Linked DNA regions of Mus musculus: region 1 is linked to region 2. A link is a loop called in an ENCODE intact Hi-C map of the cell type or tissue named here. Cell type or tissue: gastrocnemius. All regions are shown on one strand. Links, peaks and the distances in the headings refer to the core of each region. The heading gives the core; the rest is flanking DNA. Region 1 holds the start of Snai1 (snail family zinc finger 1). Region 2 overlaps Tmem189 (transmembrane protein 189).

What was found. Hi-C counts contacts between places; a loop is a spot of excess contacts. Peaks named below come from ENCODE experiments on the same cell type or tissue, not always from the same donor. Only the 100,000 strongest peaks of a DNase experiment are listed, where the experiment ranks them.
Region 1: a loop joins it to region 2, with 2.5 times the contacts of the local background. A loop is called at or near these places in 23 of 42 quality-filtered maps.

Annotation. Positions count from the first base shown.
Region 1 is chr2:167,536,641-167,539,539 of GRCm38, reverse strand. It overlaps Snai1 (snail family zinc finger 1), which reads right to left and starts at 1,345. Exons shown (of 3, transcript NM_011427.3): 1 at 1,169-1,345; 2 at 342-869. The coding sequence starts at 1,250. In gastrocnemius, for the core only: a CTCF peak has its summit at 1,574 (motif pointing left); DNase peaks (open chromatin) are centred at 804 and 1,494; H3K4me3 peaks cover 1,625 bases; H3K27ac peaks cover 1,191 bases.
Region 2 is chr2:167,658,402-167,661,300 of GRCm38, reverse strand. The region is part of intron 1 of Tmem189 (transmembrane protein 189); the gene reads left to right. Among named protein-coding and RNA genes, the nearest start is that of Tmem189, 1.7 kb to the left of the region's middle. In gastrocnemius, for the core only: no CTCF peak of the experiment used is centred there; DNase peaks (open chromatin) are centred at 560, 818 and 1,280; H3K4me3 peaks cover 2,081 bases; H3K27ac peaks cover 2,411 bases.

The DNA of each region.
Region 1 (2,899 bases), core at 278-2,777, 120 kb after region 2:
TAGTGGCACCTGCACCTAGCACTTCACTCTACAAAGACCCCACGAAGTGTTCTCTGATACATTTTAGAAACGAGGAAACTGGGGAAGTTCTCGACTCAGGATTCAAGGCCAGGTGCAGAATATCCTGTCTAGCAATATCCTGTCTGACTTCTACAGTGTGGGTTGAGCCCGGATAGGGAACACCTCTTCACTCCTAGCCTCGAACAGCAAGGTACAGAATGGAGAACAACCAACATCTACTTTGTCCACTGCTTGGCAGCCTTAGGAGTAAGTGTTGAGTCCCCCCAGGGTCTAAGGCCAAACAGCCCAGACTCAGAGCTCAGCTATGCACACTCACTCACCAGTGTGGGTGCGGACGTGGCCCTGAAGCAGCCAGGGCCTAGAGAAGGCCTTTCCACAGGTCGTGCAGACACAAGGCAGCGTGTGGCTTCGGATGTGCATCTTCAGAGCGCCCAGGCTGAGGTACTCCTTGTTACAATATTTGCAGTTGAAGATCTTCCGCGACTGGGGGTCCTTGGCCACCGAGAGCCTGGCCAGCTGCTTGGGAAGTTGGCCCAAGCCAGGGAAGGCGATGAAGGCCTCGGCCTCCAGGGAGGAGGCCGAGGTGGACGAGAAGGACGACGGCGCCGGCGAGGGCGGGCTGGGCGGCTGGGAGCTTTTGCCACTGTCCTCATCGGACAGCGAGGTCAGCTCTACGGCCTTGGGGCTCTCCCGCAGCGGGAGGGTGGCCCAGGCAACCGGCCGCACTTGGGGTACCAGGAGAGAGTCCCAGATGAGGGTGGGCAGCGAAGCGGCGGGGTTGAGGACCTCGGGCGGAGGGATGGCGGCCAGCAGGTGGGCCTGGTCGTAGGGCTGCTGGAAGGTGAACTCTGCGGGAAGAGAAGAGACAGCAGGGAGTCAGCTGAGCGGATTCTCGGGGCGCCAGGTGGGGGGGCTTCCCGCCCGCCCCTCCCCTCCCCCGCCCGGACTCCGCAAAGCTACCCCCGCCTTCGAGTCTTCAACTCCCGGAGCCTCCCCGTCCCGGGTCAAAGACACCCTCGGTGGATCCCAACTGCCAAGACCCGGAGCTCCAGATCCACCTGTCGCGCCCGCAGAGCCCGATTCTCACCTCCCCCCAGCACCCTTGGGATCCCCCCCAGCCGCCCGCGTCCCGCACCCCACCACGCACCCACACACGCGTCCTGCAGCTCGCTATAGTTGGGCTTCCGGCGGGGGTCGGACGGCTTCCTGACCAGGAAGGAGCGCGGCATGTTGGCCAGAGCGACCTAGGTAGTCGGGGTCACCGGGTCGCGCAAGGTCGGTAGTCAACTCCGCTCGCGAGGCCCGGCCGCACACTACGATCCCCTAGCAGCAGCAAATTCCTTTAAGTACCAGGGCTGGGGGCGTGACCGTACTGTTGGTCACGCCCCTTTGTCAAGGCTGAGCCAATGGCTGGCGGCGGCGCGGCCGGAGACTGAGACCGGAGCAGGTGCGCCTGGGCTGCTGGGGCTCCCGCCGCGTGGCGCTGAGATTCCGCTTGGGCTCCTCCCGGACCGGACCGCGCGGCTTCCGAGCTCCTCGGGCGACCCCTGGTGGCCGCGCCTGCCCCACGACGAGCGCGGTGCCCCGCAACATCCCCGAGCTGCTGACCTTTGGGCGCTGGGGAGCCAGAAAGTGCGATGATATGCACGCGCTTAGGGGTTCCTGGAACTGTCTACACAGCCCTGAACAAAACACTACCCAGGGATGCCCTACGCAAGGATGGCTTCCCGGCCGTGGGAGAGAGAGACAGACAGAATAAACAGAGGATTCGAATACTAAAGGGAGGTGTGATTTGATGAAAGGAGGTGGGGAGAGACAGCTGTGACTGTCAATGAACGGTCACCTGACAGGGGAGGGTGTCTATGACTTCCTAGAGGAAGTGAAGAAGCACCGAGGGGAAAGGCCCGGGGTAAGAATCAGTAACTTCTGCCTGTCCAACCTTTGAGAGCAGGTTCCAGGATGAGGTTGGTGTTGGGCAGACCCTGAGGGGTCCGATTTCCTGGCCTCGGGTCTTTGGAGGAGTTTGGACTTTGCCTTACAGGCACTGGGGAGTCACGGAAGGACTTTCAGCTGAGGACGGACGTGTTTAGAGTTGCATTGTGAAACACCAATAAGGGCAGGTGCGAGGCAGAGGTAGCAAGGACCAGGGCTAAGGCTCCCGACTTCCTGAAAATCGTGTTGGAACGTTCACAGGGAGGAAGGGTGGCCTCGGAAACCAAACCCACACCCCCATAGTATGGGGTTATAAACACCTATAAAGCAGAGGGTCTACGGAAACCTCTGGGGCACCAGCTAGCATCGAGTCTCTAGGCACTGGAGGTAACAACAGGGAATAGAATCAGACTCCCAGCACTGGGGGTGGGGGGTGGGGGAGTGGGAGGATGGTCAGACAACAGGCAACCATCGTGGAGAACACTGCCCTCTGGGTAGATTTAGTTCATCCATGAGTCTCCCTGAGTCCAGAGGGAGAGCACACAGCGCCCCACCACCACCCTCGTCCCAACGGACAAGTCAGCTGACTAGGTTTTGACTTTTCTCCATCCCCTATGATCAGAGAACAGGCTTTCCTACCACGGGGCCTTGCTTGGTACCTGCCTTCCTCCAGTCCTGTTTTCTCTTCCAGATCCACACCTGGCTAGGCTTCCTTTCATCCCTTTCATCCTTTGTTTCAGCAGCCCCCCACTCCACCCCCTCAGCCTCCCCCAAGCCTGCTTAGTAAGAAGGAAAGAGAAAGGCAAATGAAGCCCACAAGGGGAGGCCTGTTCACAACCTCACACCTGCCAGAGGCCTGAAAGTAAAACTTGGTCAAATGATGGATGCTGGCTGGCATGCCGCTTAGGAAAGGTGTGACTTAGCCCCTAACGGGTGACAGGTGACT
Region 2 (2,899 bases), core at 231-2,730:
TCCGAACACCTGGACCCTAACCCATCTGAGCCCTCTGGATCCGAACCTTAGCCCATTCGAAGTCCCCGGATTCGAACCCTAACCCATCCTGAGTCCACGGATTAGAACCCCAACCTATTCGAACCTCACTTCGACCCAACCCGTCCGAACCCCCACGAATCCAAACCCCAGCCCATCCGAAATGCCGAGATCTGAACTCTACCCAGATCCGAACTCCAGCAGCCCATTTGGACGCCCTTGGATCCGAACCGCACTCCATCCGAACCCTAGCCCCATCCTAACCCTGCCCCCAATCTAATCCCAGCTTCCACCCAAAGCGGAACTCCAGGGCTTCCAACTTTGCAAAGAGCACCCCTAGATCTTGGGACCCTAACTAAACCCCTTCCTACTCCGAGCCGTGAGGCTTTGGGGTTGCAGAGATTTAGGAACAGCCCCAATGCACCTGCGCATCCAGAGTCCTAGCCCCAGGGCACCTTGGGCAGTTTAGGAACCCCACCCTGGCCTGCCTTGTCTTCCTAAATCCCAGTCCAAGGCTTCCGGTTCTCAGGCAGCGCGAAGCCTTAGACATCTCAGTCGCAGGCACTGCCCTTAGCCACCTAAACTCACACGCAGTCCTAGGACCCCCACGTTACGAGTCTACACTCTGTGCGTTTTTTCCAAGACCGTGGGTTGCAAACTAACCCCCCTTCTGGGACTAACAGTTCTCTAGCCTCTAGGGCCCCGATTTGGATTTCAGCTGCAAAATATCCCAGGCGCTCTTCCCATAAGCTCCATCATGGTCCCTGCTTCAGTAGCTGCAGTGAACTTATCCCCTCCCCCTCCCATTGGGACCGGCAGCCCTCACCTCTTACTGGTAGATTCTCGGCAGCGATTCAGACCCTATTGAGTCTGGCTCTGTCCTCTCCCACACCCACACACTAGCTGCCCATTAGGACTTTGTGGGATACACTTATCACCACCCGGAGCCCCTTTCCCTGGCTCCACCCCTTCCCCCAAAGCCAGGTCCCCTCTCTGGTTTCTTTGCTTCTTGACATGCTCTTATCCTAACTGGCACTGGCTCCAACCCGCTCTCAGGGAGCCTCAGCAATCTCACTGCCTGGCTGGGTATCCCCAGGGGTTGCGGAAATGCCTGTGCATCCAGGGTCAGATGACAGCCAGCCTTGAGGCCCCTCAGCCAGGGTAGAGTCTCCAGGAGTTGGCTTTGTTATTCAACATTCTATCCGCTCCCTTGGCTGGGCAGCTACAGGGCACACAGCCCTGGCCTGGGTGGGGCTGAGGCCACTACCCCCTTGGCTCCCTGCCCTGGCTGGCATGCGATTGATGCTTTTTCAGCGCTAAGTGGCACGTGACATAGGACCATTTGCTTTTTCTCTTTGGGTCCTAGGTCAGTGAGGATTGGCCTCGCCTTAGGTTTCCAGTCTGTATGTTTGGTTTTCCACTTGTCTTGGGTGTTTGGTCTGTTCGGCTGGGTCCTTGACCCACACACCCGAACACCCAGCCTCAGGACCCGAGTTCTCCTTGAGGGAGGCTGGTGGCGTTAGCTGGATGGCCTGGGTGGTGCCTCTTCTCCTGATCACTCGCTGTAATGATACACACTGTGTGGCTCTAGGCCTTGTGTACAGTAGGCGGCCCCTGTGATTCACCTGGCCAGCCGCCCTTCTCTGAACTTGAAGCGAGCTTGGTCTTGCTGGTCCTCAGGCATATAGCCTGGGAGTTGGAAATGGAGAAGAAGGGATTCATAGTGTGTGGCTGTGCTGTCCTCACAGCCCCCTTCCTACTGGCCCCAATCTTTCCTCTTGCTTTCCCCTGGGGTCCACCTCTTGCCCCTCCTTTATGATCAGGTATCAGTTCCTGAAGAGCAGCCACACAGCTTCAGACAGCCTCCTGGGGCCTTTCCTAACCCAGAGAGGGAAAGACTGGTCAAACTGGTTCCTCCAAGTTTCTCTCAGTAGGTCTCCTTGTCTCTGTCCCCTGAGCCGTGTGGTCTTAGAGAGGTGCCCTGGCCTCTCCTGACCTGACCCGGTAAAAGAGGAAGCAGGCCTGATGTATATTGAGCACCTAATGGAATATTTCTTCTAGTCCCTGTTGTCAGCCCTGAAGGCAGGCAAGACTTGAACTGGCATTTTGGTTCAGGAGACAGGTAACTAGTCCCCCAATAATAGGGTTGTAAAAGCCGTGTAGCAAAAGCAACAGGGAAAACATGAGGCAGGGGCTTGGCATTGTAGAGAGCCTGTATCGGGCTTTACTGAAAGGACAGCATTTGAACACGGAGCTAAAGGGAGAAAGGCAGGAGGGAAGGGACCTTGAGAATGTGTGTGAGGGCCGGAGAACAAGTGGAAAGGCCCCGAGGTGGGAGTGTGGCTGGCACAGTCCTCCGCTGAGCACGAGGAACCTGTGGGCTGGAGCGGAGAGAATTCCCTGCGTCCCAGGACCGAGTTCTTGAGATTCCTGGGGCTGATAATGGTTTGTCATTTGACAGCTGATAGCAGTATGTTAACAAAGATGCCATTTACTAAGTGAGCACTGGCTTACACAGGCGTTTCCCCAAATGCTCCCATGTCTTAAACACCGGGCCTATTTAGGGCTATGCCACCGCTGCTGCCACAGAAAGGCTGGCGAGGGTAGGCTGTGCATCTTTGACATCTGGTGATCAGGGAATCTCTGGCACTCTGGGACCACCCTGTCCATGTCTGTGGAGGCTTAGCACAGGATGGTAGCCCTTTCTGCTCCCATGGGGGCTATCCACAGCACCAGGACCAAGATGATGAGGGTATATTTCTTGTTTGCCTGCTTTCGCCCTGGCTGTAGAAATTAGCCAGGTCTAGGACAGCAGTTCAGCCTGTTTGTGGCCGACACAGGGCCTGGTGTGTGTGTTCTGTGCAGTGTAAGAGTCACTGAA